2 separate regions of the Homo sapiens genome follow, and region 1 is linked to region 2. The links are chromatin loops, found by intact Hi-C in ENCODE. Cell type or tissue: PC-9. All regions are shown on one strand. Links, peaks and the distances in the headings refer to the core of each region. The heading gives the core; the rest is flanking DNA. Region 1 overlaps LOC105376208 (a long non-coding RNA gene). Region 2 overlaps LOC105376214 (a long non-coding RNA gene).

Evidence for each region. Hi-C counts contacts between places; a loop is a spot of excess contacts. Peaks named below come from ENCODE experiments on the same cell type or tissue, not always from the same donor. Only the 100,000 strongest peaks of a DNase experiment are listed, where the experiment ranks them.
Region 1: a loop joins it to region 2, with 5 times the contacts of the local background. A loop is called at or near these places in 16 of 110 quality-filtered maps.

The regions. Positions count from the first base shown.
Region 1 is chr9:107,752,559-107,757,948 of GRCh38, forward strand. All of the region lies in intron 2 of LOC105376208 (a long non-coding RNA gene), which reads left to right. Among named protein-coding and RNA genes, the nearest start is that of KLF4, 270 kb to the left of the region's middle. RefSeq lists enhancers at 2,372-3,571, 2,710-3,004. In PC-9, for the core only: no CTCF peak of the experiment used is centred there; a DNase peak (open chromatin) is centred at 2,893; H3K4me3 peaks cover 539 bases; H3K27ac peaks cover 3,962 bases.
Region 2 is chr9:108,047,194-108,052,583 of GRCh38, forward strand. LOC105376214 (a long non-coding RNA gene) reads right to left here. Exons shown (of 6, transcript XR_007061722.1): 6 at 1-2,684. Among named protein-coding and RNA genes, the nearest start is that of KLF4, 560 kb to the left of the region's middle. RefSeq lists an enhancer at 5,188-5,390. In PC-9, for the core only: no CTCF peak of the experiment used is centred there; a DNase peak (open chromatin) is centred at 2,158; H3K4me3 peaks cover 356 bases; H3K27ac peaks cover 2,755 bases.

The sequences.
Region 1 (5,390 bases), core at 65-5,064, 290 kb before region 2:
TGTTTAGATTGCAATATTTTATTAAAATTATATACACATAGAAAAGGGCACCTAGAAGTATACAGGTTGATAAATGTTCACAACCTGAATAGAGCCTATAATTAACACCCAAATCAAAAAGCAGAACATTCCCTCTGGTCACCTGTCTCCAAGATGACTGCCATCAGTTCATTTCCTCCAAGTATATTAATGTCCTTTTCCTGGAGAAGTGGAATTCTTCCTCTTTTCCCCTTGAATTTGGACTGGCTTTAATGACTTCTTTGACCATAGAATGAAGCGGAAATGTTGCTAGGGCTAGATCATAAAAAACCTTGCAGCTTCTCCCTGGGTCTCTTGGAAACCCTCTCCAGGAGCTCTGAAATACTACATAAGAGGTCCAGCTACTCTGAGACTGCCATGTTGGAGAGGCCACATATAGGCACTCCTGTTGACAGTTCCAGTGGAACCCAGACTTCTGGTGATCCCTGACAAAGCAGGAAATTTGTTAGGAGAGTTTTCTTGGACCCTGCAAAGCAGCCCATTTGCCAGCTAAAGACCACTGAGTGACCCCTGTCAAAACCACATGGAGCAAAAGAATCACCCACCTGAGCCCTGACCAAACTTCTGACCCACAAAATCATGAGATATAATGAAATGATTGTTGTTTTAAGCCCCTAAGTTTTGGGGGTAATTTATTAGGCAGTGATAAGAAAAGTAAATATAATCCACCAGCGCAGAAGCCCCCAGTTGACCCTTTCCAGTTATTATGCTCCCTTCAATGGTAACCATGTGTCAACTTCCTCTACCATAGATTGGTTCTGCCTGTTTTTATGGCTTCTATCAATGGAATCATACAATATCTTCTTTTTTTGTGAGCCTGGCTTCTTTGGCTCAATATTATTTTATAAAATTCTTCCCTAATGTTGCATGTAGCTGCAGATTCTCATTCTCATCATTGTAGTCCAATGTGTGACTATATTAATTTATCCATTCTATTATTGATAGACATTTGAGTTGTTTCCAGCTTTTGGCTATTATGAATAACATCGCTATGAACATTTCAGTGTGTGTGCATTTCTGTTTGATATATACATGTGTCTCCATATATATACATGGAGAGAGAGAGATGGGGGTGTGTGTGTGTGTAGATATGTATATAGCTGTGTGTCCACCTATATACATACCTATATCCATCTATATCTGTATCTATATCTATATCTATATCTATATCTATATCTATATATACACACACACACCCCACAGTGTTATAGGTCTCATATATATTAGGTTGGTGTAAAAGTAATTGTGGTTTTTGCCATGACTTTTTTCTCTCTCTCTCTGTCTGTGTATATATATATATATATACATATATATATATACACACACACACACATACACACACACACATACACATTACTTACAAGGTTTTAAACACTTTATTCCCCAGCAATTCCTCTCCTGGGGGTGGTGTGTATGTGTGTGTATATAGGTGTATGATATAGTTTGGCTGTGTTCCCACCCAAATCTCATCTTGAATTATATTTCCCATCATCCCCATGTGTCATGGGAGGGACCTAGTGGGAGGTAATTGAATTATGAGAGTAGTTACCCCCATGCTGCTGTTCTTGTGATAGTGAGTTAGTTCTCATGAGATCTGATGATTTTATAAGGGCCTTTTCCGCCTTTTGCTTGGCACTTCTCCTTGCTGCCACCATGTGAAGAAGGACATGTTTGCTTCCCCTTCCATCATGATTGTAAGTTTCCTGAGGCTTCCCCAGCCATGCTGAACTGTGAGTCAATTAAACCTCTTTCCTTTATAAATTACCCCGTCTCAGGTATGTCTTTATTAGCAGCAGGAGAACAGACTAATACTATGTATATAGGTATGCATATAGGTGTGTGTCCAACTATATACATACCTATGTACACCTATATATATATATACACACACACACCTCCCCAGTCTTATAGGTCTCATATACATATACACACACACATATATATAGGTCTTCTAGGGTATGTGTACACACACACACACACACACACATTACTTACAAAGTTATAAGTACTTTATTCCCTAGCAATTCCTCTCCTACGGTGTGTGTGTGTATATATACACAGGTTTTCAAAATTGTTGTACTTGGTTTATATGCTTCTCAACCGTGTTTGATGGTTGCTCCATATTCTCCTTAGAACTAGCTGTTTTCTGTCTTTTTCTTTTGTTTTCTTTTCTTTTTCTTTTTTTTGAGACGGAGTTTCACTCTTGTTGCCCAGGCTGGAGTGCAATGGCATGATCTCAGCTCACTGCAACCTTTCCCTCCCAGGTTCTAGCAGTTCCCCTGCCTCAGCCTCCCCAGTAGCTGGGATTACAGGCATGCGCCACCACACCCGGCTAATTTTGTATTTTTAGTAGAGACGGGGTTTCTCCATGTTGGTCAGGCTGGTCTCAAACTCCTGACCTCAGGTGATCTGTCTGCCTCGGCCTCCCAAAGTGCTGGGATTGCAGGCGTGAGCCACTGTGCCCAAACTGTCTTTTTCATTTTGCGTTTGAGGATCTTGTACAATTAGCTAGCACACAACAAATAACAGGGCTGTCCACCTGCCAACATGGCATCTGAGACATGCAAGCTAAATGCAGAAAAATTGAGTTCCCTTGACACAGATGGGCTCCTTCCATGAAAGGGAAAGAATATTATAATTATTTGTTCATATCCAAGAAGAAGGTAGCTGGGTTCAGCTTTCACTGCCTTATTCTTCTGGAGAGTTTCTGTTTTGTAAGTCAGGCTCACTGAAGATGTGATAGAGGAAGTGATTGAGATTCTGATTATTTTCTTCATTCTTGGGCCCTGAGTCATCTCCAGGCCATGGGGCATTTGGGAAAAGGTGAGGCGGAACATGGCAGTTGGGTTTATTTTAGGGCAATCAGATGGCTGGGTCATAAAAACCTGTTCAGGGGACTTGAAAATTCACTCTGCCGCATGCTCCATGACTCATACATTTTTGCTTCCTAATTGATGTGACAAGACATCCGGGCACACTAAACTCAATATTACAAGGAAAAAAACAAGAGCGTGACTGATTTGGGTAGATGTATTGAGCTTATGGCAGCTGAAAAAAGTACTGTCCTCGTGTGACTAAATTTTCTTAAATCCAGTCGAATCACAGATTTTGAAAAATGGCAGAAACTTGGCATGATGGTTAGTTTTTTGTGTCAGCTCAGTTATTTAAGCAAACACTAATCTAGACGTTGCTGTGAAGGTATTTTGAAGAGGTAAAGGAAATCACTTGTCCTTAAGTAAAGGAAAGAACTGGGCCTCATTTAATCAGTTGAAGGCGTTAAGAGCAAAACTTGAATTTTCCTGGAGAAGACAAAATTCTGACTCAAGACTGCAGCATCAATTCTTGGCTGAGTTTCCAGTCTGCCAGCCTAGCCTATGGATTTCAGACCTGCTAGCCTCACAATTCAATGAGGCAAATGAGATATGTACGTGTGTATACACATACAAATACACACATACATGCATATATACATATATGTATATATACATGTGTGTATATACATACACACATAGATGGAGGAGTGGATAGATAGATTAATAGATAAATAGATGGATAGTTAGATACTATTGGTCTTCTTTCTCTGGAGAACCTTGACTGATATATATGATATAAATGAAATGAAACAATCCAGAAAAAATTTTCAGATTTTGATCAAAGGACAGGCCATCCTGTTGCTATGATGTGCTTGGAATGGGCGCCTGAGGGTAGGTATGATTATCAAGCACCTTCCCTGCTTAGCCTGACTCAATTGTAGAAAAATGAAGCTGAAAAACACACTATGGCTACTCATGAAAAGTTCTGGATGGTAAGTTGAGATTTCTGTTGAATCCTATGGCCAAATTCTAGATCATGTTTAGCCCTATCTGGTTCTATAGAAATCCTTCTTTCATGATTGACTGGCTACAGGTGAAAACAACACTCTTTGATGTAATTAGGAATTAACCTGGAGGAGTCCTCCATGAATACCTGTTCTTTCCAAACCCATTCTGTCTGAACACATCAATATTCTCACCAACTTAGACTGAGCACGGACCAGCACAAGACTTACACTCAGGGAAATCTGTTTTGTCTTTTCATAAATAAAGTCAATTAAGTAATTCTTAAAAACAATTTTTTTTTTTTGAGACAAAGTCTGACTCTGTAGCCCAGGCTGGAGTGCAGTGGCACAATCTCAGCTCACTGCACCTCTGCCTCCCGGGTTCAAGTGATTCTCCTGCCTCAGACTCCCAAGTAGCTGGGATTACAGGTGTGTGCTGCCACACCCAGCTAATTTTTGTATTTATAGTAGAGATGGAGTTTCACCATGTTGGCCAGGCTGGTCTGGAACTCCAGGCCTCAAGTGATACACCTGCCTCGGCCTCCCAAAGTGCTGGGATTAGAGGTGTAAGCCAATGTGCCTGGCCAAAAACAACTTTTATATTATTGAGTTGAAAAATAATCTTATATCTGAATAGTTAACTGATTTATCATTAGGGCCCCCATATGTGGATTTCTGTGTGATGGCAAAACAAAGACAAACTAACCCACTTTGAATGTTTTTCCACTAGACCTTGCTATCTCAGGATTCTAATAACTCTCTGTACAACCTTGGATGGGTCACTTAGCCCTTCGACACTTAAGTTTAATTTAAAACTTAAGTCTCTGCCAGAGCAGAAAGGAGCTTAACAGGTCACCTAATTTTGACATTCACAGAATGAAATAAGTGTCTCACAGCAGATTTCCTCATAGAAATAGAAAGCATCAACATTTTTAAGAGATCCACCCATAGGCCAGTCCCTGTTTTCACAGATGCTATGTCTTATGTCATGGACTCCAATGCTTCTAGCTCTCTGTAGAAAAATTGACAACCGTCATCTGCAATTTTGATACTGAACTCTGGGTAAGCCCAGTTTTGCCCATTGTTTGCCTTCCTTGGAGAGATTTTATACACAAATCAATATTGAAGGACTTTAAACATCCTGTAATGTGCATATGTATCCACATGTACCCACGTAAGTAAGACACATCTGTAGAAATCAGGAGGACCCTCTTGCTACAGAACCAAGACCAAGGGCCCTTTTTAGAGAGACTTGGGAGGCTGTCTACTTCAAAAGCATTATCACTAGTCCCATGGCTCCAGGTGCTCCCCTGTTAATACATTCTTCTCCTGCAGCCAGGGTGAGATTCTAATATTCCATAGCATCACGTCCCTCCTGCAGAACCTACAAAGGCTCCCATTTCCCACTAAATAAAACCCAAACTCCCTAGTCAGACATACATGGTGCCCCGTAATGTAGCCCTGCTCCTCTTGCCCTCTGTACCCTCACCATCCCCATCTCATCCGCAACTTCCCAGGAACACACAGAATGAAG
Region 2 (5,390 bases), core at 227-5,226:
TTCACTATTAAAGTCAGCATTTCAAATTTTCCTTTTGCTTCCTTTGGAATGGAACACACCAAAAACATGAAAAGACTTTATAAACTGCATAACATCTTCTGCTCTTTCCCAGGTCTTCGGGATATAATTCAATTTCATGATGCAATTAAGAAAGAAGTCTAAACCAAAGGACACTTACCGCACTGCAGCAACATGTGGCTATTTATCTAGCGTGATTTCACAGAGAATTTTTAGGTCATCCAGGGTTTCTGTGCCTGTAGTTTTTCATCTCTCAAAATGGGATTCCTGACTCATAGTGTGGGGCGAGGCTGAAAATGCATGGTATATATGGAAATGCTTTCTAACTGGAAGGTGACTAAGGACACAGGTACTGTGGTGTGGTCCTCAGAGCAAATCCTTTGTGCTTCTTTCTTTTTTATTATACTTTAAGTTCTGGGGTACATGTGCAGAACGTCCAGTTTTTGTTACATAGGTATGCATGTATAGGTATGCGTGTGTCATGGTGGTTTGCTGTAACCATCAACCTGTCATCTACATTAGGTATTTCTCTTAATGCTATCCCTCCCCTAGCCCCCCACCCCCTGACAGGCCCCAGTGTGTGATGTTCCACTCCCTGTGTCCATGTGTTCTCATTGTTCAACTCCCACTTATGAGTGAGAATATGCAGTGTTTGTTTGGTTTTCTGTCCTTGTGTTAGTTTAGTGAGAATGATGGTTTCCAGCTTCATCCATGTCCCTGCAAAGGACATGAACTCATTATTTTTTATGGCTGCATAGTATTCCATGGTGTATATGTGCCACACTTTCTTTATCCAGTCTATCATTGATGGGCATTTGGGTTGGTTCCAAGTCTTTGCTATTGTGAATAGTGCTGCAATAAACATACGTGTGTATGTGTCTTTATAGTAGGATGATTTATGATCCTTTGGGTATATACCCAGTAATGGGATTGCTGGGTCAAATGGTATTTCTAGTTCTAGATCCTTGAGGAATCACCACACTGTCTTCCACAATGGTTGAACTAATTTACACTCCCACCTTTTGGGTCCCTGGTGGTTGAAACACCTTGTAAGCATCCTCCTCTTTCCTGCTTAACGAATCAGCCTCAGGTGTCAGGAAGCTTATGATTTCTTTTTCTGCCCTGATCTCTGCCCCTCTGAAATTGCAGCATTTTCATGATCTTCTTCCTTTCACAACTGCCATCTTCTTGTTCTGATACCAAGAGGCTGCTCATAGAAATTTTGAAAGTCAAAATTCTCAGTTACATATTCCTGCTGCTTTGTAAACTTAACAACTGACTGATGGCATCCCATAGGAAAGACTGCTCTTGCAAGCAACTGGCTCAACAACCTCCTCTCATCATTTTTCTCTTGCTTTCTGTGAAGACCTAGGGAGTTTGAATGAATCCCTTGTTTAGGGCTTGGGGAGGACAGCCCAGCTGGAGGGCCCACAGGGCTCAAAACCCAGCAGATTCATCAAGCCAGGCTCCCTAGAGGCAAGCCTAGGTCCAAATACCTGGTTGTCTATGTTGTACTCTCTTGTTTTTCCAAATGCTGCTCTATGTCTAACTTTATTTTCAGAACATTGTGAGATAGGAATAATTTCCTGTTTTTCCAAATTAGAAACTCAAGGCTCAGAGAGGTTCAGTAACCTCTCTGAAATCACACAGGTAAGTGACAGAGCTGAAATTCAAGTGCAAATCTGCCTGACACCTAACCCCACATTCTTTTCCCCAATAACAAAGGACCTTCAGACAGTGAGGACAGTGAGAATTAAGATAAATTTACAGGCTGAATCCCAAAAATATTTTGCTTTGATAGTAAATAAATTTTCCAAATGAAAACAAAGTATTAATGAATAATAATATCTAAAACAAAGTATTAATGAATAATAATATCTTAAAGAATTTTGAATGCTGGGAATGTTGGTGATAGCGTTAACAAAAATCAGCAGTTGCATCAGCTGGGCAGTTTTCCTCCAGAATATTATAGTCTCAAACAGCCAGAGGTTATTTCTGATTACATCAGCAGCCAGGCAGATCCAGTTTAGGAATCTCGAAACCACATATGTGACTCACACGTCATTGTTATAACAGTAGGAAACACATTAACTCTGCTTTAACAAGCGTTCATTGAAAAGTCGGGTTTCCAGAAACCAGTTTCTTGGTGTACTTGGAGCACATAATCTAAGCCTTTTTCCTGATGACAGTGTCCTTGCGTGAGGCTGTACATTATGGGACCTGACAGCTTAACAAGACAATATCTGCTTTTACAAACTCCGTGTCCTAGCACATTCCATTGAAGTTATAGCAGGTGACTAATGAGTATTTCACCACCATGATATTTTGAGTTGCAAGCTATAGGGACTATCATTTGACTGAACAATACCTTAAAAATGTTTGCAAACATTGTAATAACAAAATATTTCTGTTGAAGTCATAGAAAAGAGTTCCTTCGGTCTAGCTCAGAACTGTCAATAATGCTGGTCTGTTACAGACATTTTTGAATGATGGAAGATGGCACTTACGGTTTTCCAAATACATGAAGTTGATTCTTTTTTTAAGCTGTATATGCTTAAAATGAGAATTTTTTCATAGTTGGATGACCAATGTGGGGGTCTCAAATACTTATCCTCTGGTGTTGGCGTGGAAGTTGAAGACCCAAAGCATAGTCTAGAAAATGGAAACTGCAGGGGTCAGAAATTATTACACTTAGATTCAGCCAAACTTGGTTTCCATGTCACATCCTACTTCTCTCCTGGCTACTTGATCTAGGAAAAGTCACTGACCTTCTCTGTACCTTAGCTTTCATGGGAAAATAATGATACTTTACAGGAGAATGTGTGAGGATTAAAATAAGGTGATAGGTAGAAGGTTCCCAGTACATAGTAAGTGCTCGAAAATATAGTCTCATTCATTCGTTTGTCTCCATGGGAGCAGTGGACAACCAGATAGATAAACAGAGAAACAAGTTCTGAAGGCAAGAGACGAGGGCTGATAGAGAATGTGGAAGAGGAAATTTGGTAGAACCTGAGTTACTGAAGGGGAAAGAGGAAGGACCCAGGAGCCCAGTCTTACTGAATGCCTACCACTGTGTGCCAGAGATTAGAAGGGGTGTCAGAGGAAACAGGATAAACTCTTTTAAACAGACATGAGAGTCCAACTTGTGTGGGCTGGTTTGACTTAAGAGTGATGTTCCCTGGGGTTTTCTCTTGCCTGCCTTTTTAGGTGTTACAGGGAGAAGGTGAAAGGAACATATGCTTTTGTTTACTCCAGGGAGGAAAAAAAGCGAGAGAAAATAAACAGGACCTAATGCTGGGCCATTAAAACTTGGATAAAATTGAAATGGCAATGTCTTGAGATTTCCTTGCCATGTTATAGGTTCCTGGGCATAAAATGATGGAGCACCAGGGGTCTTGTAGTTATTAGTAGAAAATTAAATGCAAGCACACCCACAAAGATAAAGACCTGATTTGATAGTCCTATAGATTTTGGATTGTTTACTGTAAAGGGAAGTAAGAGCAGCTTTATTTGGGTTTGGATTTGTGTTTGCAGAGGAGTTTTATGTGGGTGATTTTGCATATAATATCTACCTTCCAAGAGATGCCATCATCTGCAGAACGGAGAGACGTGCTCCAGACTTGCTTATAAAAATCTTTATCATCTTTTGGGAGGTGATTGATTTGACTAGTCTTGATGGGCAGCTGGATAGAAAATTCTAGTGGAGGGGATGTGACCAAGCTCATATGCCGACAGAGGCGCAGCAAACAAGACTTTGCAGCAGCCACTATAAAGTGGCTTCAAGAATTTACTTGAACAGTGTCCATCGAAATGTGAATGTATACCAAACAGCCAGTGTGGACTTAGACTGGAGGACTTAGACTGGATTATGCACTGGGGTGTGGCATGAGGCAGAACCTTCCCAGTCCCACCCTACCCCAGAGTTTATTAAAAGATTGTTGACTGTTTCTTACTATACAGATACCAAGTAAGTTATGTTAGAAGTACATCACGTCTGGGCCAATAAAACCCATTGTTTGGGGATGACACAAGTGAATGAGTGGACATGTTGATGCTCTGGCCAGATCCTCTCAGATCCCTTTTACATTTCTGTGTATCCCTTCCCTGGCTTCTGGGTGCCTTTGTATCTAACAGGCAGTGCCCTTGGACTACTAGAGCCACTTTGCCCAGGAGCTCAGAGAGCTGGAAGCACCCGAGTTTGCAACCTGCTGGAGTGGCCCATGCCAGTGATGGACTGTAATAAAGAATATGAACCCTTAGCCACCTTGCCTCGAGTCTGAATGAACTCTAAGGTGTAATTTCCTCTCTATAGACTCCCTGTGGGATCAGACTGAGGCTGCACACTGACTGACTGAGATTGTACCTTGCTTGATGTCTTCCCCTTTCCTTTCCTGCTTCCTGAGCTCCTCTGCTAGGCCGTCCTGGGAACTCTCCCCTAATAAATCACTTGCACTTGAATTATCATCTCGAGGGCTTCTCAGGAAACTGACCAAAGGCAGTGCATTAATCCAAATGCTTCATATTGAAATGGGGTGTGTGTGTGTGTGCGCGCGTGTGTGCAACTTCATTATTCTGAGCCTCCTTCCATGGCATGAAGGGGGCTTGTTGGATAAGGAGACCTTAGTTCCCTCTGAAGGGATAAAGTTGATTCTTTCCATCCCCATGAGGGGAGCAAAGCAGGGATCCCTAGGATGGGTTGCAGCCTGTCAATGTTAAGACCATCCACAGCCCTGCTAGGTGCCATGAAGAAGATGGTGCTCTTTTAACTCAACTCATCATGAATCAAGGGAGAGGGAGAGAGTGTGGGAGCCGGCAGCCTGCTGTTGCTTAGGGTTGGGGAATGCAAAGTGTCCTGCGACCTCTATAGCAGCTACTGTTTCAAGCCTTGGCAGCTGGAGGTGGTTATTACAAGTGGCCACCTTCACGAATGTGGAGAATACACACATTTTCCCTGAGAATTCCTAGGAAATAATGGGGACATGACATTCTGCTATTTTTCAAGAGATGGCTATCAATTCAATATTCATTTAGACCACATTACCACACATTTCTAATAACCCAAAAAAATAAATAAATAGATGCAGGCTTATTATTAGGCTGGGCTGCCTCCAGGGATTGGAGACTCGCCATCAGTGGAAACATCCAAAGAGGGATGGGATGGGAGGGGCTCTTGTGAGGCACCTTGTAGCTGGGATTCCAACATCAACTGAGTGAGAGGGAATAACCTAGGTGATCCTTTCAACTCCCAGGAATCAGCAATTCCATAACTAAGGAGAGCATGAGCATGGCAGGGACACTGTGGCATTTGCTGCTTTTCCCCACAAGGGAATACGCATCATCATTTACCACATTCCTCATAACTCCTCCTCCTG